Regions from separate parts of the Homo sapiens genome. Here regions 2 and 3 are each linked to region 1. A link is an interaction called in ENCODE POLR2A ChIA-PET data of the cell type or tissue named here. Cell type or tissue: MCF 10A. All regions are shown on one strand. Each heading gives the region's core, and the rest is flanking DNA. Links, peaks and the distances in the headings are about the cores only.

What was found. ChIA-PET counts read pairs that join two places held together with the same protein. Peaks named below come from ENCODE experiments on the same cell type or tissue, not always from the same donor. Only the 100,000 strongest peaks of a DNase experiment are listed, where the experiment ranks them.
Region 2: POLR2A ChIA-PET joins it to region 1 with 5 read pairs; 4 of 35 experiments call an interaction of 5 or more read pairs at or near these places.
Region 3: POLR2A ChIA-PET joins it to region 1 with 9 read pairs; 3 of 35 experiments call an interaction of 5 or more read pairs at or near these places.

What each region holds. Positions count from the first base shown.
Region 1 is chr1:220,294,984-220,305,689 of GRCh38, forward strand. No RefSeq gene overlaps it. Among named protein-coding and RNA genes, the nearest start is that of RAB3GAP2, 28 kb to the left of the region's middle. In MCF 10A, for the core only: no CTCF peak of the experiment used is centred there; a DNase peak (open chromatin) is centred at 5,648.
Region 2 is chr1:220,423,429-220,434,134 of GRCh38, forward strand. No RefSeq gene overlaps it. Among named protein-coding and RNA genes, the nearest start is that of LINC02779, 59 kb to the right of the region's middle. In MCF 10A, for the core only: no CTCF peak of the experiment used is centred there; a DNase peak (open chromatin) is centred at 3,823.
Region 3 is chr1:220,386,670-220,397,375 of GRCh38, forward strand. No RefSeq gene overlaps it. Among named protein-coding and RNA genes, the nearest start is that of LINC02779, 96 kb to the right of the region's middle. In MCF 10A, for the core only: no CTCF peak of the experiment used is centred there; a DNase peak (open chromatin) is centred at 4,972.

The DNA.
Region 1 (10,706 bases), core at 4,171-6,670:
ACATGCAGATGCTGGGACGCGGCACTTGAGAACACAGGCTGCCTCCCTTCCTCAGCTGTTGCAGGCGTGCACTCTGTCAAAATGCATGTCCAGAAAGGTCTAAGTCCCTGAAGTGTGGTGTTTATTAAGAAAAGGTTCACCTTTTATATCCTCCAACATTTCTAGTAAAATCATAACCATCCTCAATTTGCAACCACAGACTTCTGGGAATACAGCTATTATTGGCTCCAAACCCTCTCCTCTGTGATTCATAGATTGCTATCTGTGAGGGCAAGAACTTTGCATTTTATTCATCTTTGCATCCCCAGAGCATAGCATGTAATAATCATTTATTATTTATTTATTTTTTTTTTTATTTTTTTTTGAGACGGAGTCTCACTCTGTTGCCTAGGCTGGAGTGCAGTGGCACTATCTCGGCTCACTGCAACCTCCGCCTCCTGGGTTTAAGCAGTTCTCCCTGCCTCAGCCTCCTGAGCATCTGGGACTACAGGCACCCGCCACCAAACCTAACTAATTTTTGTATTTTTAGTAGAGTCAGGGTGTCACCATGTTGGCCTGGCTGATCTCGAACTCCTGACCTCAAGTGATCTGCCCACCTCGGCCTCCCAAAGTGGGGGGATTACAGGTGTGAGCCACTGCGCCAAGCCTAAATAATGTTTTCAAAAAATTTAAATTATTTCTCACAAACAATGTGCATACAGTTTGTTGTCTTTACTGTCTACCCCACACAACTGACCTGGTACCCCCTAGTACTCACATAATTCAGCTTAGAGATCAGTTCCTCAGGGATACCTTCTCTGATACCGGAGCTAAGGTCTGGGCCCCCTATTATGAGTTCAGAGAACACCTTAGGTTTAGGTTTCCACTTTATAGCACTTACTATACTTTTATTTATGTAATGTTTGTGTTCTGTACTGGAATAAGACCCCCAGGAAGTCTGTAACATCCTCTTATTCTCAGTGCTATTATTTATAATCAATGCCTAGGACACAATAGATGCTCAGTAAACATTTCCAGAATAAATGAGTTTTGATCAATAGCATTTTTGAGGCTAGTCTCCCTCTTTTTCTCATCCTCTACTGTACACAGTGATTTACATCCTTTCCAAACTGGTGTTTTTTTGTTTTGTTTTGTTGTTGTTTTTTTTTTTTCCCTACTGTCACTTTCCAATTCCTACCACCTACTGGTTGAACCCATGATGTCTTGGGGACTAGATGTCAGGGTGGCTACACATTTCCATTTTGGAGAGCAGTTTCCTATTTTTAGCACTTCTCCAGGGCTTGGACTGATAAGGCAGTGGAGTCCTTCTGCCCTCAGAACTTTGCCTTTTAACTTCGTTCCTTGGGAATGTGCCTGTCAGGCTCTGTGGAGAAGTTATTCCTCCTTTTGATGAGAAATTGAGACTACCTGAGCTCCTTCCCTGCTTTAAATGAACCACTAGAGGGGGCAGTGACCTGCTCTGCTGCTGCGCCTGAATTGCACCTGTAGGATATTAGGGTTAGATGGATCTTAATGACTTCCTGGGCCACCTTCTCCCATTTTCTAAACAAGTCCCTAAGGCTACAGACTTGGTCAGTGACAAAACTAGGCCTAGACCCCAGATCTTGTGCTTTCTCCTCCAGCATACTGCCTGCCTCCTGCCCTGCAGTCCTTGGAGGACTCTTGCAGGGTCTGGTCTACGGATATGGATCAAATTTTTTTTTTTTTTGAGACTGAGTCTTGCTCTATTGCCCAGGCTGGAGTGCAGTGGCATGATCTCAGCTCACTGCAGCCTCTGCTTCCCAGGTTCAGGTGATTCTCATGCCTCAGCCTCACAAGTAACTGTGATTACAAGGATCTGCCACCATGCCCGGCTAATTTTTGTATTTTTAGTAAAGACAGGGTTTCACCATGTTGGCCAGGCTGGTCTCCAACTCCTGACCTCAAGTGATCCGCCAGCCTCGACCTCCTAAAGTGCTGGGATTACAGGCATGAGCCACCACACCCAGCCAGCTATGGATCAATTTTGACAAGTCTGATTAACTCACCAAGAATTCCTTGGACCACCAATGCAATTATCCACATTGATTTATGAATGGTCCATAGCCACACATATGTGTGTGGGCTAAAGGGAGGAATAGCAAGAGGTAATGGAAATTATGCTCAATTCCACCACTTGTGGAAAACAAGATGTAATGGACGTTGCTAGCTATTGTCTTTTTGTCATCCAAGCAAGCTTTCTCATCACCCTTTATTCTGGTAACTGCCTTCCCTCCTCCTCACTCCCTTTGCAGAGGCAGGGGCCAGTTTCAGGTCTGGCTAATCACAGCTCTCCATTCCTTCCCACTTAGTAATGGTTCAGGGGAAGGTAAAAACTCAAGCTGACTTTATTAAAGTCCTTCCCTGAGATTTCTGAGTTTAAAAACAAGAGAAGCAGTGGTGTTTTCTCGGGGTCATGGTACCATAAGGATATGAAGTTAGAAGACTGTGACTATCTTTGTAACCAAACAAAGAAGACCTGCTATAGGAGCAGATCAGAGAGTTAAGCAGAGACTCAGAGAGAAAAGCTGGATGTAGAATTGAATCATGATCCCAATTCTTCAGCCCTGGAGCCAACATCTTTTTTCAGGTTCTTCAAGTTACCCTACTTTATTATGCCTGGCTACATGGGCCTATCAATTCCTTTCTTTTGTTTAAAGATAGTTGGAATTAGATTTTTATCATTCACAATGAAGAATTTTGATGAGAAATTCTAGAGGCCAAACATACCAAAAAATACCCCCTGTTTTAGGTTAACAGTTTGTCTGTAGTCACTGTGGGTGTAGGGTAATATCGCCTTTCCTCTGACCCTAAACTAAGGATGGATAAGCCTGAAGTCAGTCTTTCAGTATAAACCTCATGGGTGACTAGTGATCAGCTTTTTGTATTTCCTCACTATTGTCTGTCTTGGTCAGCTCAACCAGGAAGGACAAGTTGCTACTGAGGCCAAGAGCACAGGTCAGGTGGCTTAGTTAGTTCTTTGCTGTCTACAACACAAGACTTATTCCTCAAATATCCAGCTGTTTTGCAACCTGTACCTTTGAGTGATGTGAGCTAGTGTGGCATGTCTACACTGACTCTGGAAGGCAGCATGGGGTGACAGAAAGAGCACCAGACTGAGCCTCGGGAGAGAGGGGTCCAGTCCCAACCCCATTCTTCTCTTATTGGAAGACCCCCAGCTGAGACATTTGACTTCTCTGGGCCTTAGTTTATCAGGTTACAAAAAAAGTGATACTTGGACAACATGATCCTAAGATACCTTCTGGCTCTAAAATTACATTATTATCAAAGAACAGCTCAAATGCATCCCCTATGAATGGCATTGACCTCTCTGTTCTTATATCAAAAATATATCACAATTTAACTCACTGTTTTTTCATTAGTCCTTAGGGCAAGCCATGTGCAGTATCATTAAGTATCTTTCAAATACAAATCTCTGCTTCTGGCACAAAGGAACCCCTGCCCTCCTTAGCAAATTATTTGTTACCCTTAGGCCTATTTCAGCTATGCCAGGGAAAGCGAATCTCTTCTTCTGAAATATTCATTACTGTGAAGCAGCGATTCTGTACTTCAGGGCCTAGAAGGGGAGAGATTTCTTTGCATTCTCACCTCTGCCGCCCAGACTCCCTTTGACACATCCACCTCCCAGACTGCAGAGCGGAGGGTTGCTAGGAGACCAGGGTGGCAGACAGGCAGGATCCAGAGGGGCTCAGCTAGTTGGGAAAGCTGCAAGGGTGAACACAACAGTTGAGTGAAAAAGGAAACAAATACTTCCTGGACTCTTGATCTAGTTTTAAAAGACTAAGGTAAATACACATGGGGGTGGGCTGGGGATGGAAAGGGAGGAAGTTTCGGGGAAGAGCATATAGATGAGAGGTGGGGATGCAACATGAAGTGCTACAGGAGGTGAGCACTGCAGGAGGCTGTGTAGATGGCAGACACCAAAGGCTTATTGCTCAGAGGAGATAAAAACAAAAGTCATTTTGATTGACGACAGTCCCGGTGAACCTGAATGAGATTAATAGTCATCTGCTTTCCTCAGGGCTACCACGATGGCTGGGTGCCTGCAGGACTGCTAAGATCCACTGACTGTCTGATGCCCTCTCTCCTGGGCCTGAGCTTGTCTCCAGGAAGCACTGATGCAAGTGCAGATGCATTTGAGTTGCTCCGAATAGCAAGGGGGTGATCCAGTAGAGCTCAGTGTTACTGCGTGGGGAGCAATGGTCAACTGGACCCTGATGGGACACCCCTAGGACACAAGGTTAAGACCACTCTAAAGCAAAGGGCACTCTACTTAGTCATGCTGTTAGCAAGGCCACGAGGTTGCTTGACGCAGTGTCTGGGCACATGGTAAGAGCTCAAGAAATGGTTGTTTTTTAAATTGTTGTTTTTATAAGGGTCCTTACCGATGGGTATTGAATATTCCTCTACTCCCTTCACCGCTAAGATTTTGCTTGTATAATTATTTTGAAGTGATATGAATTACAAATATCTTTTTCTTTTTTTTTTTTGACAGGGTCTTGTGCTGTCACTCAAGCTGGAATGCAGTGGTGCAATCAAGGCTCACTGCCGCCTCAATCTCCCAGCCTCAAGCAATCCTCCCACCTCAGCCTCCCGAGTAGCTGGGACTACAGGCACACGCCACCATGTCCAGCTAATTTTTAAATTTTTAGTAGAGATGAGGTCTTGCTATGTTGCCCAGGATCGTCTTGAACTCCTGGCCTCAAGCGATCCTCCTGCCTTGGCTTCCCAAAGTGCTGGGCTTATAGGTGTGAGCCACCATGCTCAGCCATAAATGCCTTGTCTTTTTTTTTTTTTTTTTTTTTTTTCCTGACAGTCTTGCTCTGTCGCCCAGGTGGAGTGCAGTGGCACAATTTCAGCTCACTGCCACCTCTGCCTCTCAGGTTCAAGAGATTCTCATGCCTCAGCTTTCTGAGTAGCTGGGATTACCTGTGTGCACCACCACACCCAGCTAATTTTTTTGTATTTTTAGTGGAGACAGGGTTTCACCATGTTGGCCAGGCTGGTCTTGAACTCCTGGCCTCAAGTAATCTGCCCACCTCAGCCTCCCAAAGTGCTGGGATTACAGGCGTGAGCCACTGTGCCCAGCCTGCCTTGTCTTCTTTTAATGGCCCTCTATGGGTTTCATGTCCCATTCATATACCTATGAGAATTACACACTCAGGGTCAGTTTCCTTCAGCCAATCAGCAGGCACCATTCACAGGTACATTTGCCCACATAATGCGAACCTGACATGCCCAAATATCTAACTCAATAAAATTTGAACTACGTGTTACCATGTCTTGCCAGGAAAAAAAATCATCATCTTTATTTTATTTCTGATTTTTAATTATGAAATGTTTTATTCATGTTTAATGTGGCACGTGGCCTGCCCCAGAAGTCATTGCATTTTTTGGGGTACAGCATGATCCTCAGGTGAGTCTATTGCTGTTCTGTACAAAGCAGCCTCTGCTTGAGGTTATGGCTTACTGCTCATAGCAGCAGCAACAACAGCAGCAACAGCAGCAGCACAATAACAGCAAGCTCTGTGTTAAAAGGAATCACATCTTAGAATGATGTAATGTTTCCGGGCGTGCGATGGTTGGGTCACATGAGGTCTGACATCATCTGGAGCAAGGAGCTTCCAGGAATGCTGCCACTAGCAACTTTACCGGGCAGACACTGGAGCACAGCTCTTTCAGGAGACAGAAAAGAAAACAAAGCAGAGGAAAACCAAAGCTACGTGCCAGCTTCAAAAATCTGAGCAGTCAAATCACAAGGGGAGAGAAAGAGAACTGTAATACTTACTCCAGAGACTCTAAACCTTCACTTTTCAGCACTCAGACAAATTTGTAATTGAAAGGAACTTGGGAGGCTTTATCTGGTTCAAACTTCTGCCTCTAAGGAAGAGTCTATCTAAAACTTCAAAGCATATAAAAACCTCTAGGAGAATGATGATGCATAACCTCCTTTGGTAAGTGGCTTCAATGTCACTATCTTTAGGGCAGTGGACTGGCTCTAAAGACTCAGCCGGCCTAGCCCCATGTCTGGAAGGGGTGGCCACAGGGGAGGGTTTGGCCTCCAGCAGAAATTCAAATGCATTCTTGTGAGACGAGAGATGGAATCTTGGGGAGAAAAATGTAAAGGTCAGTAAATAAAGCTTCTATAGCCTCTTGGATGGACTAAATATGTTTTTTAAATTCAAAGATTTTCCTTTATTAATTATGATGATATTTTTAATTGTAAAATTTCAAATTTGTCAAAAAACTGCAAGAAAATGAAAGGAAATACTAATATATATCCTTCACCTAGACTCACCAATTAACATTTTTCCATATTTGCTTTATTTTTCTCTCGTTAGTGTGCATGCATGCATGCATACACACACATACACATACATACATAAATGTCTTTAGGTAATATTGCCTAAACAGACACACACACACACCTTTAGGTAATATTACATATACATTACATAAAAGGAAAAATAAAGCAACCTGCCTATCAATCAATTTTCTGAAACATTGTGATAAAATGTACACATTTTTTACAATCAAGGTCACTTCCTCCTCTCCTTTTCAATCCTCTCACCCGTGTTGAGAATCTCTTCTTTAGAATCAAGAAGTTTGTTCTTGTATTTGGCTTTCTCACACTTAAAGATAAGCTATATAATTTTACCCTCTCAGTATAAAAAAGAAGACAGCTGTCACTACCATAAACATACTGTCTGCCTCTTGATTTTCACCAAAGAAGAAAGGCAGGTGCTGAGCATGTAAAATGGCTTCTCTGGAGTCCTGGCCAAACAGGACAATGGCCAGGATTCAAATACTTTCAGTTTCCATCCATTTTTACCAACCACAGATGAGTAGAGGTTGTTCTGTGACACTGAGTGTTTTTGTTCTGTCTCATATTCAGCAAAGGTTCCTTAAGGAACTTCATGGGCAGAGTACTCAGCTGTTCAACTCTGAATCCTTCAGTCACTACTCTGCCATCTGACTCCTTCGACGTGTGAAGCTTTTCATATAAAAAGATAAGCTGTAAAAAGACCTTTCTGCTGAACCCTTTCTTAAACCCTCACCTTGCCTTCCCATTTCTGCATACTGTGTCTTCAAACACTCAACATACTCCAAATATATATGCATGTGTGCATCACCACTAAAGTTAACAACTCAAACCAACAGTGGCCTATTGAGCATCTACTATGTTTCAGGGTTAGGTCCTGGAGATCTCTGGCATGACTCCTGCTCCCCTGGAGTTTAAAATCTAGCAGAGAAAACAGATATTAAATATTTGCACTTGCGATGCCTGCTATATTGAGAGAAGCAGGCCAGGCATGGTGGCTCTCACCTGTAATCCTAGCACTTTGGGAGGCTGAAGTGGGCAGATCACTTGAGCCCAGGAGTTTGATACCAGCCTGGGCAACACAGCGAGAGCCCATCTCTACACAAAATTTAAAAATTAGCTGGGCATGGTGGTGAGTGCCTGTAGTCCCAGCTATTCAGGAGGCTGAGGTGGGAGGATCACTTGAGCCCGGGGGGTTGAGGCTGCAGTGATTTGCGATTGACCAACTACAGCACAGGTTCTTACGGGACTCAACTGCTGAGAGACTTAAACCTAGTCTATCTAGATCAAAGAAGGTTTCCCTGGAAAAGAGATGTTTGGGTTGAGATCTGAAGACAGAATGGGAGTAAACCAAGAAGGATGAGTTGGGGATGGGAGTTGGAGTGAGGATTTGAGAGGGAAGAATATTTCTGTCAGAGGAAACAGCTTCTATATAACCCTGGGGGCAAGAGAGAGCAAGGCACTGCCAGGACAAGAGCAATCTGGTAGGTGAAGTTGTCTATGGTCAATTGCCTACGTGGAACATAGTGGTTTACTACTCAGTTCAGGCATGAGGCAGGTGCATGTGCAGGAGATCAGTGCCTAGCTCCCTCTTCTAAGAGAAGGAGGTTTTTAGCAGACCCCTGTCACTGGTGCAAGCACTGCCTCTAGATAGTGATGGATCTTTAGTGCCAACAGCTTGGCAGGGCAGAAGCAAATATCTGAAAGAGTGGTGCTTTCTACCATGTGACTGGTGAGGAACCAACGCTTAGACAGGGTAACTTGCTAATGGACACACCACTTATAGGAAGCACCTGGGACCTGAATACTAGTTAGTTTAGGCCCAGCATTCCCGTGCTGAGAGACTATCAAGTGCTAGATTCTCAACACCTGAGAAAGGCAAGACTTGAATCCGTAAGAGTGTGAGGAGTATACTAACAACCTTCAGAACCACAGAAGTGCAGACTCAGGCTCTGCAGCTATTAGAAAAGAAGCCCAGCTGCTGTTTCTGTCCACAGCATGTATTAGAGTATAAATAAATAAACTTTTCTTTGGAACATTGGTTTTCATTGTCTGTTGGTGCTTTCTGGGTCCAGCAAATTGTTTCACTAAGCTAAGTGTCAGAATTACAATAGAAAATACCACTATGTATATATTCTGGCACAATCTTCTCTCCGTTCCTAAGTTGGGAACCACTTTATTTGAAGCTAATGTTAAAAGCCTCTGGGTAGCCAGTGAAGGAAGGAATTTAAGCCTGCCTTGGATTATTCCAATGACAAGTATACTTTTTGACCCATGCCTCACTTTATAGTGAGAACTCAATATGCTGTAAGTGTTTATATCACCTACCCTCAGTTAAAACCTCTCACTTTTTCCTATCCTGATCACTAAATACTGGGGGTGAGGAGTTTTAGAATTGATAACACTACAAAAATTGTCCCTTTAAAAGTGTTGAATTAAATTTTATTATATATGCATTGAAAATATAAAGTCAAAAGTGAAAAATTCAGTTAATCAGACTTTTAGTTCCAATTATAATGAAGTAACTGGTATGGATTTACTTTCCTACAGCTAGTGACTATAAAACTGCACAAAATATATGAAGCGATTTTTCTGTTACTAAACATCAAACACTGCGACATTAAGCTTCTTGAGAAAAGGGGAAAATGCACAGTAACCTCCACATTCACCCTGGATGTCTGCTTGGGAATCATTTCCAAAATATGCCATAAGGAAAGGGAGCCAGAGAGTGATGAAAACAGAAATTGGAATTCAGGGATGAAATAGCTGAAATATGTATGACAAGGTACTGGGAGGGAGAAAGCTGCACGGAGAGGGAGACCTAGAATTCTGCAAGGGAGTCCTCTTCAATCTTTGGTCAAATACTAAGCTGCACATGTAGATAGGAAGACTCCATGAAATCGACTGGAGATCCTGGAGGATACACAGTGCTGGGGAAGCATTTAAATTCTAACCAATCAGAGTGAAGAGACCATTCTATATACTCTGAATATTTAGATGAGATCACAGAAAGGTTACACTTTAAGGGAAGGGCTAAATTAGTCCTCGAGTAAAGGTAACTCTTCACCTGGCCTAATACATAGTGAAACTAAGCTTCAGCAGGATTAAACTAAATCACCAGTTAACTATCTGCAAGAGCAATACTTAACAGTCTTAAAAGAAGACAGTAAAATCCGTTGTGTTATCTATAATGTCCAACTTGCAATAAAAGAAATTATTAATATGTAAAGAGATTAGAAAACAGGAACCATAATAGGGAGAAATGACATTCAGTAGAAGCAAACCCAGATATGGCACAGGTGTTGGAGTTAGCAAAGACTGTAAAATAACTTACAAATATGTTCAAGGGTATAACAGAAAATAAATAAAAAATGAATGATCAGATGGGAAATGTAAATACAGAAATGGAAACTATTTAAAAGAAGCAAGTGGAAGTTCTAAAAAAAAACATGAAATAAAAAATTTATTGACTGAGGTTAACATTAATTTGACCACTGCAGAAGGGAAAAAAATCAATAAACTTTAAAACACATCAATAGGAGCTAGCAAAACAGAAGCACAGAGAAAAAAAAATGACTGCAGAAAAAAAAGAACCAACTTCAGTGACCTTTGGGAAAATATTGAGTGGTCTAACATATTTGTAATTAGAGTCCAAGGCAAAGGAGAGACAGAAAAATGTGTTTGAAGACATTTTGACTAAAAAAAATTGAAATTTGATGGAAAATGTCAACCTAGAGATCCAACAGGCTCAACTTACCTCAATCAGGATAAACACAAAGAAAACCATACCATGCCCATCATAATAAAATTGCTAAATCAAAGATAATCTTGAAAGCAATTGGAGAGGAAGAAAAGATGTATTAAATACAGGACAACAATAATAAATATGGCTGCTGAACTTCTCATCAGAACTAATGCAAGACAGAAGACAACTGAATGACATCAATTGTACTGATGGGAGAAAAGTACTGAGAGAAAAAATAAACTATTAGCCTAGAAAGAAAATATGCTTTAGAAATGAAGGTAATAAAGATATTTTAAGGCTGAGAGTGGTGGCTCAGACCTGTAATCCCAGCACTTTGGGAGGCTGAGGCAGGAGGATTGCTTCAGCCCAGTAGTTCTAGACCAGCCTGGGTAACAAAGAAAGACCTGTCTCAAAAAAAAAAAAAAAAAAAAAAAAAAAAAAAAAAACAAAGAAAAAGAAAAAGAAAAGAAATAAGAAAAAGAAGATATTTAAAAAAAAAAAAAAGCTGACAGAATATGATACCACCAAACTTGTACTACAAGAAATGTTACAGTAAGTTCTTCAGGATGAAGGAAAATGACATAAACTCAAACCTAAATG
Region 2 (10,706 bases), core at 2,792-5,291, 130 kb after region 1:
TTTTCTGCTGGTAATTCATAAGCACAAAGAGCTGAAGCTATGGACACCTGAGGGGTCAAGGGGTGTAAGTTCTTATGTCAGGCAAGACTAAAATCTAAACTGTTCAAGATGATGGCCCTCTGTATCCATGTGTTCTGCATCCCTGGATTCAACCTACTGTGGCTGGAAAAAAAATAATGGGTGGTTACATCTGTACTGACCATGTACAGGCTTTTTTCTTGTCATTATTCCCTAAACAATATAGTAAAACAACTATTCACATAGCATTTACGTTGTATTAGGTCTTATAAGTAATCTAGGGATGATTTAAAATATACAGGAGGATGTGTGTAGGTTATGTGCAAATAATACACCATTTTTTATCAGGGACTTGAGCATTATGGATTTTGGTATATGCAGGATTCCTGGAACCAATCAATCCCCCATGGATACCAAGGGACAACTGTATTTGAAAGTTTCCATAAGTGGAAAATTCACAAATATCTTTGGTAATGTGTTCAGAGGTTTAGTTACTTGAATTTTGGAAAGGCTTTACCTGTAACATAGTTTGTGCTGCCTTTAGGTCCTATAGCATCTATCAGAAAACTACCAATTAACTCCTAATGTAAAGAAGGCTCTCCCTTTTTGGTCCAAAAGGGTGTGTCTCTAGCTATCCCTTTGGAAGAGCCAGGGCAGTCCTGCGGTAAGGGGGAAGGTGCAGTGCCAGATGACAGGCTATGGATGGTCACTTCTTGCTGCCCCATGGTCCACCATAGGGATTGTACCCATGGAACAGTCACAGGGAACACCTGACTTTCCCTGGGGTAACCCCACACTGGACCTCAATAAGATGCAAGACCTTTTTAATGAAGGTCTTTAAATGGTCATTCCAAAGTTGCATAGAGTGGGAAAGAGGATGGAGGAAGAATTGGCATTTCCCCCAGGTTATTTCTATGGCCTCTCTGGATCACACAAGGTGCCAGGTCTCATCTGCCTAGGCCTACTTTACCTTCATGTTTCCCAGGCAATTTGAGGGTACCTTGCAGATTTCTCTTGTTCCTGAAATCTCTATTTACCTCCTACTTCTAAAGGTCCTTGCCCTTTCACTCCTCCCCACCTGCCTTCAGGATGCCTTCCTTATGGAAAATAAATTCCAGGTCTTCTCTCAGGTATTGTACATTTCACGATCTTTATCACTGAATGTTAATGGTGGTATGGTGGGGCACCATCCCTATGTCTGCCTGTCCCTTATGATCTGACCCATGAATGGAGAGGTGGGAACTAGTGGACTTCTTCTCCAGACTGGCTAGTTTCCTTGAATGTATTGCAAATCAAACACTACCATGAAGATCAATTTCTTTCCCAACTTCCCTCCTTTTAGTCTGCAGGGGAAGTTGTTATTCCTCCTATTGTTGTAGCTTTGACTCTCTTTCTTGTGAAATACTTCTGTCAGCTTTATTATGTTGAGGGAGAGCTGATGGCTCCCTCTCTGCCCTAAGTTATTTCACAAACCATCTTAAATAAACTTAACACTGAAGAGCACCATGTCTAATTACTTCTTAAACCCTCAGAGGAGTCAAAAAACTAAAAATAGAGCTATCATATGATCCAGCAATCCCACTACTGGGAATATACCGAAAAGAAAGGAAATCAGTGTATTGGCGAGATACCTGCACTCCTGTGTTTGTTGCAGCACTGATCACAATAACCAAAATTTGAAAACAACCTAAGTGTCCATCAACAGATGAATGGATAGAGAAAATGTGATATATGTACAAATGGAGCTCTATTCAGCCACAAAAAAGAATGAGATCCTGTCATTTACAACAGCATGGGTGGAACTGGAGATCATTATGTTAAATGAAATAAGCCAGGCACAGAAAGACAAACCTCACATGTTCTCACTTATTTGTGGCATCTAAAAATCACAACAATTGAACTCATGGATCTAGAAAGTAGAAGGATGGTTACCAGAAGCTGTGAAGCATAGTGGGGGTGTTGGGGGGTGGGAAAGGTCAATGGGTACCAAAAAATAGAAAGAATGAATAAGACCTAGTATTTGATAGCACAACAGGGTGATTATAGTCAATACTAATTTAATTGTACATTTAAAAGTAACTAAAAGAGTATACCTGGATTGTTTGTAGCACAAAGGATAAATGCTTGAGGAGATGAATACCCCTTTCTCCATGATGTGATAATTACACATTGCATGCCTATATCAAAAATCTCATGTACCCCATAAATGTAAACACCTAGTATATACCCCCCAAAATTAAAAATAAATAAGGGTGAAATAAAATTTTTTTCAGACAAACAAAAACATCCTCAGAGGTGGATTTGGTGGGTTGTAAGAACAATCTCCATTGGCCCCACCATAGTTATCATTATCATGTGGCTATGTGTCAAATATAATAATGATCATTATTATTTTATTCTAATAGCTGTCACTTTTGATTGCTTACTATGTGCCAGGCAGTGACCTAGGAGCTCTACTTGTATTATGTGTTAAATAAAAAGTAGAGAAGGCCATTGTTTTGGACTAAGCTCCTGCACTAGCCCTTAACATGAACCAGACTAAAAGTGAAAATTGAGTCACTCATGCTAAAGTTTCATGTCATCAAACCTAAACTAAGTTGTTATCTGATCTTGGGAGAAATCAGGAAAGAGATAACAGCCAGTTTCTCAAACAGGCCAGTTTCCACCTTCAGTCAGCTTAAGGAAGTTCTTTCTGTTTTAACCTGAAGTAACCTAATGTTAACCAGCCAGTCATCATCTTTTTGTTGTCCTGTCGCTCTGTGCCCACCTTACATGGAAAGTCACTTTGAAATGACCAATCCACTTTTAGTTCTTTGTTTCTGCTTTCTTCAGTCCTTCTGTGTCTGTAAGCCAACCTCTTTGTTCAGCTCATTGGAACACTTTCTATTTTATGGAATGAGGTGTCACCTGATGCTAGAATTGCAAATAAAGCCAGTTGAGATCTTTCAACTAAATTTGTTGTAATTTTATCTTTTGCCATATGCTACTATAATTCATGATAACCCTGTATGGTAAATACTATTGTTACCACCACTTCACAGAGCAGAGCACTGGAGCACAAGGACTAAGGGGTTGTGTCCATGGTCATGGCCAACAAGAGGTTGAACCTGTGTTCAAACCCACGTCTGATTAACTCCAGTGGTTTATCTGTGACTCTGACTATAGCTGACATTTCCTAAGGATGGTTGATTGATTTTCAAAAGAACTTTTAGATCCTTGATATTGAAAATACAAGGTGTAGTTATGTGCTCTGGTTAGTGTTTGAGCAACTATAGCGGTATATCTGGTTTATCTGTTACTCTGACTATAGTTGGCATTTCCTAAGGATGGTCAATTGACTGATTTTCAAAAGAACTTTTAGATCCTTGATATTGAAAATACAAGGTGTAGTTATGTGCTGTGGTTAGTGTTTGAGCAACCACAGCTGTTTACAATAAAGAGACATGGGCACCGTCAGTTGAAATTTACCCTAACTAAAATGGTGTTATTTTAAAAGCCTCCCTTTCTGACTTGCTAAGTGAATTTAATGTTCCAAATGGGTGCCAAATTGGCAGCCTGCAGGATACATTCCACTATTTATGCAAGAAATGGACACAGTGGCCTTGTGCTTCCACCCTATCCTTGAAGGACCTCCTTTGCAGAACACAAGGTTAATGCGCCCTTCAAGTCTTATTCCATCTTGGCCCCCATGAGCTCTACTGACGTAAGTGTTGGGCCAACAGTTGTAATTGTAGTAGGAGTTTTTGGGCTGTGATTCACCAAATCTGCTTGTATATCAAATGTACCTGGGGACTTTAAAGGTATACAGATTTCTGGGCAATCTACCAAACTTTCTGAGTCAGAACCTGGCCAGGAATCTGTACTTTCCAAATGCCACCCCAGGTTTGAGAACCACTGCCTTGGGGAAAGTACTATCCTCTGTGGACTATTCCCTGCTTTTATCCTGCACTGTCATTAGCCATCTGCTAGCTTATTTACCCTTCCATCTTCACGCATGTACTATGAAGCCAGTGTCTTACTAGTGTCAGAAAAGCTGGAGGAAATGTCAGGCTTTATCGACTGAAGTCAGTATTTACTTGAGAAACCTTTTGGCACATCTGTGTTACTAGCAAATGTCTTTCCAAACTGCTGAAACAACTAAACCTTAACCAGCGGGCTATATTTAATTATAGACTCGACTTCTAAGATGCATTCACATTTTTCTTAACATATTATCCTCATTACCTCTCAGTGTGTTCTATTGTTTATTTCTTAGGAATTGTTTCCAGAGACTAGAAGGCAAAGAAAATGAAGCATGGCTAGAAACAGGTTGGAAAAAAAAATCCCAGTCCCTTTGATAGAGACTCAAATAATAACTTATTGGCAGTCATTTAAAAGAAATATTATTACAGTAGGATAACCTTGCAGTAATTGCTGTAGAATTGTCAATTGTCAGTGTTGCAAATCTGTGGAGATTACAGGCAAGAAGGAAAATGGAAAACAAGTGGCTCAAATTCTTCTTCAGGTATGCTGGGGAGAAGAAAAGGGAGGATATATATAGAAAATGTGCCCACGATCTTGATTTTGGAGGCTCTTAATATCATCTTCTTCCTTATTGCCACAAATTTTTACCAATTGTGTATAATCTATTTGTGAAAGAGTTCCCTAGTTATATTCTGTAGGTTTTTACACTAGCTAGAGCCAAAAATCCGGAAAAATACACTCTACAGAGCAATCAAGTATTTTCTTATAAGGACTTTTAATGTTAGAGAAAGATTTGATGAATAGGAAATTGCATCAACAGACCTGAGTTCTACAATATGCCTCTGTGTTTCCCAGTCTCTCAGAAGTATTACCCTGACATCATTGCTTTATTTGGAGTTTTAAAGAAATGAAATTGTTTTCTTCCCATACAGAAATTTTATTCAGAACGCCAGTATACAGGACAGATATGAGCTATGCTTTTCAGGTGGAAATTGGGGGGCAGAGCACCTGCCATGCAGCCTCCTCCATCTGGGCACCTACTGGAAATTTTGAAACTCCACGAAACAAGATGACTTTGAGTTAAGAGATGACCACTGGGCCCACAGGGCTCTCTCCTGACTGCCAGAGCCCCTGCTCTCCTGCTCTTTTTTCCCTGCCTCAGGTCACCTTGGGGCTGTCCTCCATGAAGGGCCTTAATAAGGTGCTCCTTTATGAGTATGTACTCTGTCATGGCTATCATCCATATGGGGGACCTCCCATGCCAGGCTGTTGATTTCTCAGGATGGCATCCCCTGCCCTCCCTCCCACCTCATTCATCCAGGGCTCTGATCACATATTCTGAGTCCAATTCTGATTATGCAAGGGAACTACCTCCCCTTGCAAGGGGTTTCTTTTTCTTTTTAGTGTGGAGTGCAATACCTAAGAATGCATACAGATTTGGGGGGCTAAATCTTATAACATTGGAGAGGGGATCAATCTTTAAGAAAAATGGTACAAGTGGACAAATAAAAATGGCTAGGGTCCCTCTCAGAAACTTGAAAGCAGCCAAAGCAAGTGACAGGCCCTGAAGCTCAAGTTTGATTCGCTTCACAATAATCTGCTTTTTATAATGCTGTCGTGTCTTTCCAGATCAACTCTACCAACTCCTGTTTTGGCACCTAGTCCCACCTTTGCTCCTGGGATCATGAATGAAAGAGATTCATCTAATTCCTGAAGAGACGGCTCCTCTTCCTATAAAAGCTCACCTGTGGACACAGTCTGCAGAAAAAGAAAACAAAAGATTCAAAATGTACCATGGGTTACATAGATATAAATCTAATTGGATAAGTCCCAGTGTTGATGATGAGGAAACTGCAGAAAACGGATTCTATCCACAGACTATAAACAGTGGAGTGTTGGTCTTCTAAGTTTAAGACCCAAGTAAGGCCTTCTTTAAGCTTTCGATCCCATTAACTTAAAGTTAATCAGATCCTGTCTATTAATAATGTATTGCCATACAATGAAAGTGGAAATTTTGGAGAGGCAGAATAACAATGGCAGTCAGCAATCTTGTGGGGAAGAGAGTGGGGAAGGTTGTCCTCTCAGGATGGGGTGATTTTTGTCAACTAGGAAATTGAAGATGTCGCTGGGTTTTAATTGATCCCAGATGGAGAGAGAATTGTCAATTTATTTAAGATTTTCCAGATATTAATGACTATACATGGCAGAGATCTGGATACATACATCAATTTATTCTTCATATAATAATGTCTTTTATTTAATATTTGCTTAGTAAAGTTTCCTGTTGAAAAGAAAATGCTTTGAAGATGTATTGCAAATGATAATTTTAATAAATTAATCAAGAATGTTTTTAAAAAGAAAGTAGTATGAGGTTCAAAGTCTAAAATAAAGATTTTTGAGGAGGAGTTATAAAATAAAACAACAAAACAACAGCAACTTCTCAGAGATTGTTGGAGGATACCAAGTTGTATTAAGAATTGAAATTAGTAATTATGATGACAAAAAGGTCAGAAAAAACACTGCAGGGGTGTGTGTGAGTGTGTGTGTGTGTGTGTGTGTGTGAGAGAGAGAGAGAGACAGAGAGAGAAACCCTCACCTAGTAATGACCTAAAGGATTTCCTGAAAAACAATGGCATGTTTATATAGGTTAATAGGTGAGGTTCTGGGTCACAGCCTTTTAGACACTGAGGTAGTTAAGGCATGGTCCTCAGTGATTACAGCCAAAAAGGTAGAGAAGTGAACCACAGTGGACTGGTTGAGTGTGGTTATTGGGAAGGACTTGTCCCTGGGATTGGATTGTGCATTGGTCAATAGAAGGCAGGTTCTTCTCCTGGCCTGGGTGGGAGTTGCTTATTTCACATTCCTCAGGCATTCCACTATGAGGCAGGAATGTACATGGTTAGAACAGAGCTCTGAGGGAGCCAACAGCCAGGCTTGACCCAGGCCCTAGCATTTTAGGTAAGTGACTTTGGGCAAGTCTTGGATTCCTTAGCTGTAAAATAAAGTCAAGAACAGTTACTATTTAATTGGATTGTTATAAAGGGTAGTTAAGATACTATATGTAAAGCATTTAGCATAGGGAGTAGGACTTAGTAAGTACTCAGAAAATATTAAATTTTATTATTACAGTGTTATTTTTGGGTGAATGAGGTAGACTCATTCATATCCTATATTATTTAATAGATTTTTTTAAACAAAGGAATGGTTACAAATTTTTAAGTGTAATAATAGTGCTGCAGTGAACATGGGAGTGCTAATATCCCTTCGAGATCCTGCTTTCAGTTCTCTTGGATAAATACCCAGTAGTGGCTGGATAACATGGTAGTCTTATGTTTAATTTTTTGAGGAAGTGCCATACTGTTTTCTCTATTGAGCACTATCATCAGAGACGGTCTGCCCCCTGGCTAGCCTGAGACTCATGAACAGGAAAACCAGAGTGGAACTAGATGATCACAGACCTCTCCAGACTCTGAGCTTCTAGGGTTCTCAAGTCCTGTTTTTCAACTGGTGAAAATAAAAGAAAATCAAGCAGGTGCCTGGGAATCAGCCTGGCCAAGGAAGTATTTCTGTGGATTCTATTGAAAGAAGCCATGGACCCCAAAACTCATATCACATAAAGTTCTGGCCCTAAGTTTCCTCCACTCTCAGCCAAAGACTTTGGGAAATAGATCCTTTAATAGGAAGGGGAGGACATGTGCTCCTAGCATCCCAAGTTGGAAACTTTGATGTATTTTTCCACAGATATGGTTATATGTGGTGGCTAGAGTCTAATAATAGTAACAATTTATATTTCTGGAATATAAGAATATACATTATTAACACATGTTCTGTCTTTTTGTCTTTTTCTTTTTCTTTTTTTTTTTTTTTTGAGACAGAGTCTTGCTCTGTTGCCCAGGCTAGGATGCAGTGGCACAATCTCTCAGCTCACTGCAACCTCCATCTCCTGGGTTCAAGCAATTGTCCTGCCTCAGCCTCCTGAGTAGCTGGGATTACAGGTGCCCACCACCACGCCCAGATAATTTTTTATTTTTATTTTTGGTAAACATAGGGTTTCACCATGTTGGCCAGGCTGGTCTCAAACTCCTGACCTCAAGTGATCTGCCTGCCTTGGCCTCTCAAAGTGCTAGGATTACAGGCGTGAGCCACTGTGCCCAGCCTATTAATTCATTTTCACAAGAATCTTGTGAAGTAAATACTTGTATCAGTTAGAGATACTTGTATTAAGTCAGAGAGGCAGGACCACTAGGAGCCATAAAGAATAAGGAATTTTTATGGGGATTTAGCCTTTTGCAATTGTAGGATCTGGTTAAACAATGTATGTGTGACTGTTTTTTGTTTGTTTTTGTTTTGTTTTGCTTTGTTTGCATCTGGTGCTGGGTCCTGAAGTGAGTAGGGCAAGGGTTAGGGAACTGCAGCTGTCAGCCTCTATGATGGCCCCAGTGATTTCTGCTTCCTGGTATTTACACCCTTGTGTAGTCCCCTCTCATATGGTGCCAGTAGCAATCTGAGTGACTGACAGATACAGCAGAAGTGATGGCATGTCACTTCTGAGATTGGGTTATAAGATAAATTGTGACTTCTGTTTTGGTCACTCTCTTTTGCTCTCTCTCTCTCTCTCTCTCTCGGATCACTCATTCTGGAAGAAGCCACCTGACTCGTTGTAGTAATGCTGTGGAGAGACCCACGTGACAAGGAACCGAAATCTCTGGCCAACAGCCAGCGAGGAACACAAGCCAGCTAGCAAACACTGGGGGAGCTTGGAAGTGGGTTCTCCGGGCCCAAGTAAGTCCGCAGCCCTGTCCAAGAATTTGACCAAGACCTCATGAGAGACCTTGAGCCATAATCACCCACTAGGCCTCTCTCAGATTTCTGGCCCTAAGAAACCATGTGAAATTATAAATTTTGTTGTCTCAAACTTCTTATCTGGGGTCCTTTGTTGTCCAGCAACAGACAGCTAATATAAGAAGAAAAGCAAGACATGAAGTGGAGGAGAACAAAGACAGTCTGAAACCCTTAAGGATAAGCTGGAACCAAAGGACAGACTGGAACTTGCATGGGTCTTACGCTCCTTCTAAGCCTTCATCTTTGATGATGCATGATCTGCAGGAGAAACTGGGACCTTTCATCACAAAGCTAAACAAGCACATGACTCAGTTGCTGGAGAGGCTGAAGGAAGATTCAGCAGGAGCTAGAGTGGCTACAGGCCTGGCTGCCACACTGTGCCATCAAGGTGAGTCATCAGATCAGCTGTCACAAAGTTCATGAGCTACAACAGCACCTGGTGTCTTGCACCAAATCTGAGCCTGAGATAAATATGGCTTCTGCTTCACTTCTGCCTTGCAAATTGTGCACAGAATGTCTCTTATGGCCAAGCTAACCTAGAACTGTGCAGAGAAAGAAATTCTGGGAAACATAGCTCTAATTTAGCTAAATTGACACGATACAAATCCACCACGGCATTATTTCATTTAATAGGTATAAGCTTAGAATCTGAAGGTTAAAATGATTTTTTTTTAAATGCCACACAGTTGGCTGGTAGAAGAACTAAAATGGAAAACCAGGGCTATCAACTCTTATCATTACATCTATTTGAATCCTTCTAAATTCACTAACTAATGGGCAAAATAGCCTTTCATGGGTAGACCTAGGGAAACAAACCATTGTCTTCCAAATACATAACAAATTAATGGTCCAGGTCCCAGGCTCTTTGTACATAGCAATGGTGGTGTGCCTGTTCTCTCATGCCCTCTACTCACATTCCGGGCACACAGCTGGGGGCTCAAGATTAATCTCTTCTCTGAGTGGAATTTCTAGCTCAGAATTTCAGCAGTGTATACCTTTTCTCTTGACATCTATCCTCTTACTCTGGACCACAGTGAAGCCTGCTGTCCTGGCTCTTCCTGTAGAATGACTTTCTGCGGGTTGTTCTCACTGGTGTGACTCTCTCTATTGAAAGAGTTTAATGTCTGTGACTTGTGAACTCCCTAGAATAGCCCTGTCTCTGAGGCAGGAATTCACCTTTGATAGATTTTCTTTCATAATGGAGCAGTTGAGTAGTTGAGAGCTCAACAATTTCAAGCTAGATAGAGACATCTTATGCAGAATGTTTAATTTCAGCCAGCATTGAAAATGTGCATGATAATAACTAAAAATAAGCATATATATTATGCATTTACTGTGAGCCTGATGCTGAACTAAGTTTTTTACATACATTAGTTATTTCATGTAATTCACACAACATCCATTGAGGTAGATATTATTATTATTCCCATTTCACAGATAAAGCATGCAAAGACTGCTTCATTATCAGTTATTTATCAAACCACTTCTCTTTTCTCCCTGGGATACAGACAAATTTCACAACCCAGGCTGTCTTGCAGTTAGATAAGGCTAGGGGATAAGTGGTGTACTCCACTGGCCCATAAAAACCCCTCACCCAATCCTCCAACCTATGTCTCTTTCCTTACCTACTGAATGAAGGCAGACTCCAGTAGAAAACTCCAAAGCCTGGGAACTCCATGGGAAACTTAGAACCACTAGATAGAAGGAGCTTGAGTCCCAGGATGAATGTGTGAAATAGAACACACCTTGGCAATATAAGCAAGAAATAAATATTTATTCTGGTTGTTATATTAGATAGCACACTTATATCGATGCCTTGAAGTATGGGGGTCTTTCAAAACAAAACTCCAAAACATGTGACATTGGCTTAGCAGTTGAGTAAT
Region 3 (10,706 bases), core at 3,818-6,317, 91 kb after region 1:
TCAGCATAGTTGAACAGTCATCCAATGATTGCTCAGAAGTTTACCTAAAACACCCTGAGTTAACAAGGTTTCCACTCTATGCCATGGGATCTATGTTTGGGATGGTGCATACATTCAAAGTTTAGACAGTTCACAATTCTACTTTGACTTTCACTTTCTGCTTGCACAGAGTCTCATGGTCAGCCAAAGGCCCTGGGGCCCTCTTTAGTCTTTCCTGAGTGTAAATGCAATCCTGTGCATGTGTACAATCTTCCAGATCCCCAGGAATATATCAGAGCTTTTCAAAATCCTCATGGCTGTCTCATTTTCCCCCTTATGCCTCTTAAATTCTGATCGGTCTTTCACTTATCCCTACCAGCACTGCAGGCTTAGGCAGTTGGCTTTCCCAATGTTGGGTTTCCCAATTGTTTGTCACTACTTGCTATCAGATTTGACCATGTCCCAGGCATGGGGCTTTTCTGGGGAGTTTCAAATCAGTTCAACCCCCTCCACGACAGTGAGGCTGCTAGCCTTCATTGACTACTGTATCATTGACCAAGGGGGAAGGATGAGAACAGCTCCAAACTGAAATGTCACAGATCCCATTGTTCCTACCAAGATTCAGTAGTTTTTCTTAAATAAATGTATTTCAATTTATCTATGTGTTTGGTTATTTTCAGAGTTCTGAAATGACTGCTTTTGATAATTTTGCTAGTTTTATCAGTGCTTTCTAAGGTAGGATTTGCCAATGTCCTCACTCCACCATTCAGAAAGTGACTAGCCCTCTTACCACCTTTGTTTGGCACTTGGTGCTATAATTAATTATAAGAAAACTCCAGCCACAAAAACCAGGTGAATGACTGCTTGGTATGGCAGCAAAATAATTGCAATTAAAAGTCTATTTGCATGACCTAAAAACTAATTAATTCAGTGTGAAACATATGTAAGCAAGAAGTTTTCCAGATTTTTCACCAAAAAGTGTTCAATAACTACCCTCCTTTTGGAATTTCTATGCTATTCTTTGCATATCTCAGTCAGTGCAGTCACTAAATTATTTTCTAATAATCTATTTAGGGGTCTGTATTCTCCACTAAGCTATGCACTCCTTGAAATATGAATTGTATTTTAATTATCTAAAGGGTCTTGCAATGTGTGGCCAGTGATTCTAGTAGGTAATCAATACATTTTTGCTCAGTATTGTTCCACATTGTAGATAGAAGTGACCCAAGGCTGAGGACAATGCTAATAGTGTCTAAACTGCAGAACAATCTGGACTTTATTTTCAAAAAGTCAACCTTTGGCATATCAATTTTAGCAATTAATTAGAGTTGTTCTTTTATACACATTCTGCTAGTAATTATCTTTAACCTAATTTAATATCGACTTTTGAGACATCTTCCTTTCAAGTAGCATATTCCCTAAAGAAAAGTGCTAAAAACATTTTGGGCATTCTGTTATGTTTAATGGCACCTCTGTGAGTTGTGTTAACTTCTGATGTATGTTTGTAATCGCTTGAATAAATTACAGTTATCAAACATGTCAAGAATACCTGACATATAAAGTGCCGCACACTTGTTAATTAGAAAGTAATTAATTACAAAGGATTTAATATCACATTCTTTTTAGTACCAAATGGCCAATGTGTATTCTGGCTGACTCCTTCAGCTCCCCAAATCCCCCATGAGATCACCTCTATGCTGAGTTACCATCATTGTGATAATCCTTCTGAATATAGCGACAAGGGTATTGGTCTCCCTCTCTTCTCTTCATCTGAAGTATAAGATTGACTTTCCACCTAATTTTATATGATACAGCAGGCTGCTACAAATAATGAGAGTTTATTAAAATTTGGGTATAATAAAAAGGAAATAACTACATTGCACAAGGCCAGAGTGTGTGGGGTTCCCACCTCACACCTGCTCTCTGTCTCACATGCAACTAGCATTCATGTGTCCAGGGGAGCTCTCCTTCCACCTCTGGAATTGCTATAGGCATCTCCATGTCTCCAAGCCTGAGTCCCACTCATTCCTGGCTCTAAAACACAAAAGGATTTTTCCCTTCATGCCAAACTAAGACCTTCCTTCTGAGTCTTCATTCCCTGACCCTGGATTGTTCTCTTTTCCCACCATTAAGCAACCTGGATATTTATCTCTTTCGAAGGATCGTTCATCTCCACCCACCAGAGTGTGGTCTAATCCTGTGATCTGTAACAGGACCATCCCATAAATATGTAGCATCGTACTATTTTTTCAAAGCCAGGTTCAGTTCTTAAACAAAAGCAGTTATTTTATACAATTGTTTTAGTTCCTTCTCATTAAATATTCATAAAACCTGGAGATCCAGTCCTACATACTATCAGTTTATCACATGCTAAGTGATCCAGGCAAGATGATTTTCTAGGTACCATGATAGTCACAAAGATGGTCTAGTTAAAATCCTTCAAAATATATGATTGCATGTGAAAAATATTTGTTGATAGCTAACAGTTGATAATTGTTAGGCCAAATTTGATGATCACATACATACACAGATATGGCCATAGAGGAAAGAGAGGTCCATTACAATAGAGGATAGAGGTGGAGGATGTAGATCAGGGAAGACTTCATGGATAAGCTGGTATGTGAATTAAATTTTGAGGTATAGGTAGAATTTCAACAGATGGAATTTGAGAGGAAGCACTTCTGATGGAGGGAGGAAGTTGCAAACACAAAGACTTTGGAGTGAGAAAGAAGTGAGCATGCTTGGGGAGAGCTGAGCTACCCTTGTCATAGCTACAGCCCTTGTCATTAGGCAGAGTGGCTGGAAGTGTAAGGAGGCTGGAATGACCATCACAGAGGGCCTTGAATGTCTGCTAAAGGATATGGATAACTTTTCCACAAAGAGGAGAGAGAAGAAAATGATGAGCAAATCTCTTAGATTACCAAAAGAGGATTGTGTGACCCTGTGGCGTTTTCATTTGTTTCATCTGTTAGATTCATGTTCTCCACATCAATGACAAGTTCAATAGTAAAATGTTGTGTTGGTTAAGGTTACAGCACCTGGCAAATGGATTTCCTGGGGTGAGTGAGCAGAAACATCTGCCAAGCTCCTAGAAAGTGTCATTTAATGAAGTGGATGGTGCCAAGTATTGCATTTAAGGGAAGGGGATGGGAGGAGTGAGTTTAAGTAAGAATTTTCTCTGGGAGTTTTCGCAAGAGTCCCGTTCAAGTACTTTGGAGCGTAGGGAGTCGTGAAAAGGTCATTCCAGATTACTCACGTAAGTTATATTTTTTATTGAATGTGCCAATATAGGCAATGCTGAAACTCTGAAGATGTTATTCTTGTTTTAACATTTGCTTTTCTTTATCCCACCCTACCACTCCCATCAATGACCCAACATAGTGCATATTACAATGGTCTCTGCCCAGCAAGCTGATAGCTTCCTATGAGCAAAGGGAAAGGGGAGAGTTTCCAGGAGAGGAAATTCACTCTTCCCTTCTCTCTGTCCATAGCCTGGCCTCCAAGTAGAGGTATGTGGTGTCTTAGTCAGGTTGTGCTGCTGTCAGAAAATATCACACAACAGAAATTTATTTTTACAATTCTGGAGGTCAGAAAATCCAAGATCAAGGTGCTGGCATTTGGTGTCTGGTGAGCGCCTTCTTGCTGCATTCTTACATGGCAGAAAGGGCAAATATTGTGTCCTCACACAGCCGAAGAGGAGAAGAAAATAAGCCCATTCCCTCAAGCCCTGTAGTAAGAACCCAAATCCCATTCATGAGGGTTCCACCGTCATGATTTAATCACCCCCTAAATGCCCCACCTCTTAATAATATCACATTGATCATTAAGTTTCAACATATGAATTTTGGATGACAAATTCAGACCATAGCATATACAGTTGGTGGGTTGTGGTCTGCTATGGACTGAATGTTTGTATCCCCTTCCCCCTAATTTTATATATTGAAGTGCTAATCCCCATTGTGATGGTCCACTTCTTTGGAAGTGGGGTCTTTGAAAAGCAATTAGGTTTAGATGAGGCCTGGAAGGTGGACGCTCCGTGATGGGATTAGTGCTCTTATAAAAAGAGGAAAAGACACACAATCTCTCTCTCTTTCTCTCTCTCTCTCACTCACTCTCCATATGTACACCAAAAGAAGGCCATGTGAGGATTTAACCAGAAGAAGGCTGTCACCAGTAACTCAACCATGTGCACCTATGCTGGAACTCTGACCTTGGACTTCCAGCCTCCAGAACTGTGAGAAATAAGTGTTTGTTGTTTAAGCCACCAAGCCTATGGTAATTTGTTATCACAGCCCAAATGGAATAAGACATGATCCATTTCTAGATGCAGGCAATAGTCTCAAAGATGTAGTTTGGTTTATAAAAAGTTAGAATTTCCTGCAATTTTGGTTGTTTATGGGGCCACAGTAAAGAGTACTGGAAATTAGGACTGACCTAGAAAGTCTGAGTGGTGCCAAGGATGGAGAAGAGTGGACTGGGCAGACTGGGGAGCAAACTCAGCAACTCAGCAGACACTGGCCGGGAATGCAGACACTAGCTGGCAATACTGGTCCAGAATACTGGCAAAGGCTGGGCCAGAATTCTTTATTTTCTAACTCCTCCTCACAACTCTGTCTTCTATACTTCTTCACTGTGTCAAAGACCACAATAGGGAGTCCAGCAGGGAATGGAGCACCAGCCTCTAACAGCTGCTTGTTTTTTCATGGAATAAAGCTCTCTGTTTGGCCTGGAAGATTTCCTTTTCTTTCTCATGTGTCCTAACATATATCAGTCCCTCATATTGACACTGGACCCAGCTTCTCCTCTCTCCTCCCATTGCAGTGGTGTATGATTTCATTAGAGAGAAAATATTTTCTTTAGCACACCTCTGTCACCCAGCTGCTAGGCTCAGTCCTTTAAGGTGTTTCCCTTCCCCCACGCAGAAAGCTTTTGTTATTTTTAGGTGAGTCCTACCTTAAAGAAAGAGCAAGATGCCAGGTTGTGAGAAATGCTGGAGGCAATTCCTTGAGTCCTCTTTGAAAACATGTTTCTGGGAGGGTGCCAACCCCATTTTGCAGGGATGGCAGGGCTGCAGATGGAACTTGGAAATAAATGATTGCCCTGGGCCAACTCCACAGACAAATGATGAGCTAATTTCTGCTCAGTAAGAGTGTTCTGTATTTGCTGGTCAGAATCTGCCAACAAGTTCGAGTTCATATGCTTAGCACTGTATCCCCCCACTTATGTCTCTTTGGCTCCATTGAATGTTTAAATAGCCCATTTCATTGAGCCTTAGGCAGAACAGTGTGGTGTCATTTATTCATAGCTGAGGTGGTAATCAAGCTAATGAAGGAAGACACAGGAAGGAGACAGAGTCAGCTGAATTTAAGGGTAAAACGTGGTGTGGTTTGGTGTGTTGTGCATATGTGTGTTCAACTCTCCATTATTCACATATTGCTCTTCCTCTTTGTGGATTACTTGAAACACATTTTATCCCTAGTTGACTTTCCATTTAGAAAATGTCTTGCCCATCTCTTCTTGTATGTCTTTTATTTTAACTTAAGGATGATACATTTATATTGTCACCTAGGCAAAACATAATTAGAAAGGGGTATCGGCAACCTCAGAATTACTGTAATGTCTTTTCTTTCTTCCTTCCCTTCCTTCCTTCCTTCCTTCCTTCCTTCTTTCTTTCTTTCTGTCTTTCTTTCTTTCTTTTTCTTTCTTTCTTTCTTTCTTTCCTTTCTTTCTTTCTTTCTTTCTTTCTTTCTTTCTTTCTTTCTTTCTTTCTTTCTCTCTCTCTCTCTTTCTCTTTCTTTCTTTCTTTCTTTCTTTCTTTTTCTTTCTTTCTTTCCTTCTTTCCTTTCTTTCACAAAGTTTCCCTCTATTGCCCAGGCTGGACTGCAGTGGTGTGATTTCAGCTCACTACAACCTCTGCCTCCCAGGTTCAAGTGATTCTGCTGCCTCAGCTGCCAAAGTAGCTGGGATTATAGGCGCGGGCCACCATACCCAGCTAATTTTTGTCATTTTTAATAGAGCTGGGGTTTCACCATGTTGGACAGGCCGATCTCGAACTTCTGACCTCAAGTGATTTGCCTGCCTCAGCCTCCCAAAGTGCTGGGATTACAGGTGTGAGCGACGGCACCTGGCCACTGTAATGTTTTCTAGAACCAAATATGAATGTTTCTGAATTGTTGCCTAACATTTTGAAATGTTCTGTTTCTGTCCATTTCCACGCCAAAGGTAACCAGGGATCTAAAGTACAAATCAGCCTACCATTAGAATAAGAGAGACCAAATTGTATTTCCCAACTTGCATGCTGTTACAATTTCTGTTTTAATTTAATTTCTGAGATATAATTTACATAACATGCAATTCACCTATTTAAAGTATACAATTTAGTGGTTTTTAGTAAGTTCACAGACATGGGCAACCATCACCATAGTCAATTTTAGAACATTTTCTTCACCTCAAAAGGAACCTCTGTATCTTGTAACTATCATTCCTCCGAGTTCCCTAATTCCCAGTCACCTAGCTCTAAACAACTACTATGCTACTCTCTGTCTTTATAGATTTAATGTCCTTGTTCTGGACTTTTCCTATAAATGGAATCATGATATTTGGTCTTTGTGATTAGTTTCTTTCACTTACCATGTTTTCAAGGTTTGTCTATGTTGTTATATTATGTACCAGCACTTTATTCCTTTCTGTAGCTGAATAATATTCCATTGAATAGATATAGCACAATTTGTTTATGTATTTATCAGTTGATACACATTTGGGTTGTTTCCACCTTTTGGCTATTATGAATAATATTGCTGGGAACATTTGCATATAAGGTTTTGGGTGGACATATGCTTGCTGTTACCATTTCTATTGTCAACTGTAACTATTGTCATTCATCCAACCACTCTTTCATTCATTGTCTGCATCAGAAATAATGGACACTGTTGGTGTCTTGCCCAGTGCATACTGATATAAATAAATGATTGAATAAATAAATATGTGTGGGGAGTAGATAAATCAATACGGAAGATTTCCAAATAATATTTATAAATATTCCACATATGTCTACATAGAACCATAACTTCCCAATCCTTAAATGTGGGCTGCACATGGTGACTTCCTTCCAAAGCATACAGTATGGAAAGGAGGAATAAAAGAACTTTACAGTGTAGAAATCTGATAAACACTACCTCAGCCAGGGGATCAAGGTTAACATCAACAGTGATAAATTGTATTGATTGTATGTACCCCGATAGGATGTGATGAAATGATATTTGACATATGTGCTCTTCCTCCTAAAGACATATAACCCCATTCTAATCATGAGAAAAACATCAGAGAAGTTCCAGTTGAGGAACATTCTACAAAATACCTAATGAGTACTTCTCAAAACTGTCAAAGTCATCAAAAACAAGGGTGGTGTGAGAAAATGTCATAGCCAAGAGGAGTCTAAGGAGACGTAACGACTGAATATAATGTGATGTCCTAGGTGGGGTCCTGAAATAGAAAAAGGACATTAGGGAAAAACAAAGAAAAACCCAACAAAATATGAACTTTAGTCAATAATAATGTATCAGTATTGGTTTATCAATTATGACAAATGTACCACTAATCTAAGACACTAATACTGGCAAAACTGGGTGTGGGGTATATGAATCTCTGTATTTTTTTGTAAACTGAAAACTATTCTCAAACAAAAATATTTAAACAATAGATGGAGCCATTATTTTTAAAAAACACAGATTCATTGGTTTCCTAATTTTTATTGTCTTTTGTAGATATTACTTTCTCTTCAGCCAGAGCATTAGTGAATACTGCCTGTGACAGCTTCTCCAAGGTAGAGAAATCAACTTGATGATCCCAAAAGAGAGACAGAAAGTGGCAGTGCTCTGGGATTTAGAAAATCTTACTGTGGTCTCTCATTTCCGATGTGATCAGCAGCTGCTACTTCATCTCTCTAGGTCTCAGTGTTCTCACACAACTGTGAATGTATGGGTTGAAATGGATGAATGACAAGACCTCACCTTGCCTAAAGTTCTAAGCTTCCACTTGCTCTGGCTAAAACTCTTGGAGCTGGAATGCTTAACAGCTCTTTCTGTCACATACCCCACATTTTGCCCATCAGTATATCCTGTGGTCTCAACATCACTGCTACTGCTGGGTCCAAGCAACCATCCTCCCCCCTGGGATTACTCTAATAGTCTCCAGACTCTTTTCCTTGCTTCTCTCCTTACCTGCTCCCAATCACTGATACAGGAACCAGAATGTCTTTTTAAAACAAAAGTCAAGGCAAGGCTGGGCATGGTGGCTCATGCCTGTAATCCCAGCACTTTGGGAGGCCAAGGTTGGCAAATCACTTGAGGTCAGGAGTTTGAGACCAGCCTGGGCAACATGGTGAAACTCTGTCTCTACTAAACATACACAAAAATTAGCTGGGCATGGTGGCACGTGCCTGTAATCCCAGCTACTTGGGAGGCTGAGGCAGGAGAATCACTTGAACCTGGGAGGTGGAGGTTGCATTGAGCTGAGATCACGCCACTGCCCTCCAGAGCCTGGGTGACAGAGGGAGGAGATTCTGTCTCAAATAAAATAAATAAAATAAAATAAAATAAAATAAAATAAAATAAAATAAAATAAAATAAGGTCAAATCGTGACCCTTCTCTGCACAAAACACTCTAATGACTTCCCATCTCATTCATTGGAAGGGCTAGCCATTTTTCAGTGGCATCTGAAGTCCTACATAATCTGGACGTCTATGTCCTACTCTGTCCTCTTCAGTTACTCTTTCCACACTGGCCCCCATGAATAACATGAAGTATACTCCTGCCTCAGGGCCTCTGAATTGCTATTCCCCTTGTATGAGATGCTCTTTCCCTGGTAAGCCATGTAGTTTGCTCTCTTACCTCTTCCAGTCACTCAGCTAGAGAGGCTGTTCCTGGACCATTCTCTATAAGACAGCAACCTCCTCCCCATTGCACCTCCAGCAATACCTCTCCCCTCCCCCTCCCCTGCTTTATTTTTATCTACAGCATTTATCATCATCTGATGACTCATATATATTTGTTTGCTTATTTTCAGTCTTTTTTACTTGAGAATACAAGCACCCTGAGGTACAGGGACTTTATTATGTTCACTGCTGTATCTCCAGTGCCTAAAACTGTACCTGGCTCATAGTAGTGACTTAATAAACAAGAGTTGAGTAAAACAGTAAGTGACTGAATGCTGAGTGGATAAGCGAAAAAAATGCTTCCAGCAATCAGCTACTTGTCTTCAATTATATTGCCAATGCTTTAGTACAGGTGGAGCTGGGAAGGCTCCTTCCTTTCTGTTTTCTGCTGTGCCACATCCTTTCTCTGTGACCGTGGGTATGGATTGGCTTCCTTGCCTTAGCAAGGATAAGGCAAAGGAGAGAAATAACAGTGTTTAAAAATGAATCAGTTCCAATTTGGAAATGTTAATATTGCCACCTGCCTCACATACTACATTTAGCTTATGTGTTTTCAGGTTTTCTCCCTTGATAGACTACAAGCAACTCACAGAAAAGGGCTGTGTTATTGGACTCTGTATCCCCAGTCCCTCAAATAGTGCCTTGCACGTAGTAGCTTCTTCAGTCACTATATGTTGGGTCTATTTTAATCAATAAAAGAGAAGTACCAAGGACTTCCACTGGCAGGTTGCTGAAAGTTCTTTTCTCTTTCTTTTTGGTTTTAAATAGAGAGCAAAGAAGTTTGTCTGTGAGGACATGCCAACGGTGCAAATATGACTGCAGGGAGCCGGCGAACACCAACAGCCCCTTTGTAGAATGGAGACATGAAGACAACTCCACCAGGGTTTAAGTTCCAGCTCTCTCACTAGTTGTGGAATCTTGGGAAATATGCGTAAATTTCCTTATCTCCTAATAATCTTATTGGTAAATATTATAGGATCCTCAAATCTTACAGTAGGAAATGGTTCAGCTGAGATTCAAATTGAGGCAGGTGATGCTGCCTCCAGAGTCCACACTCTTAAAGATACTGTGCCCTACCGAAAAATAAGTTCTAAAGGTTGAGTGTTAATTTTTAAAAATGAGGTATCAAAAAATGAGGTATCACTTGAGTCTAAACTCACATACTCAGGGCAAGAAAATTTCAGAAGACAAAATATCAGAAGCATAGGATGTTATTTAGAAACTGCCGTGGAATTGTGATGAGGCTTATATAAATCAGCACACCTAGAGCTCATACAACAGGGACCATGGCACAGGAAGCACTTTCCAAACTGTGGCCAGCATCATCACTGTTTTTTATTTAGTTTAATTAATTTATTTATTTGTTTTCATAGATTTAGGGGCCATAAATGCAGTCTTGTTATATTGGTATATTGCACAGTGATGAAATCTGGGCTTTTAATATAAGTGTCACACAAATAGTGTACCTTGTACCTGTTGGGTGATTTCTCATCCCTCACCCCTCTCCCACCCTCCCACTTTTCTGAGTCTCTAATGTCTATTATTCCACTTTCTCTGTCCATGTGTACTTATTATTTAGCTCCCACATATGAGTGACAGCATGCTGTATTCGATTTTTTGTTTCTGAGTTATCGCACTTAAGATAATGGCCTCCAGTTCCATCCATGTTGCTGCAAAAGACATGATTTCTTTCCTTTTTATGATTCATTCTTTTTTATGGCAGAGTAGTATTTCATGGTGTGTGTGTGTATCATATCTTCTTTTTTTCTGTTTCAACCATTTTAAAATGTATTT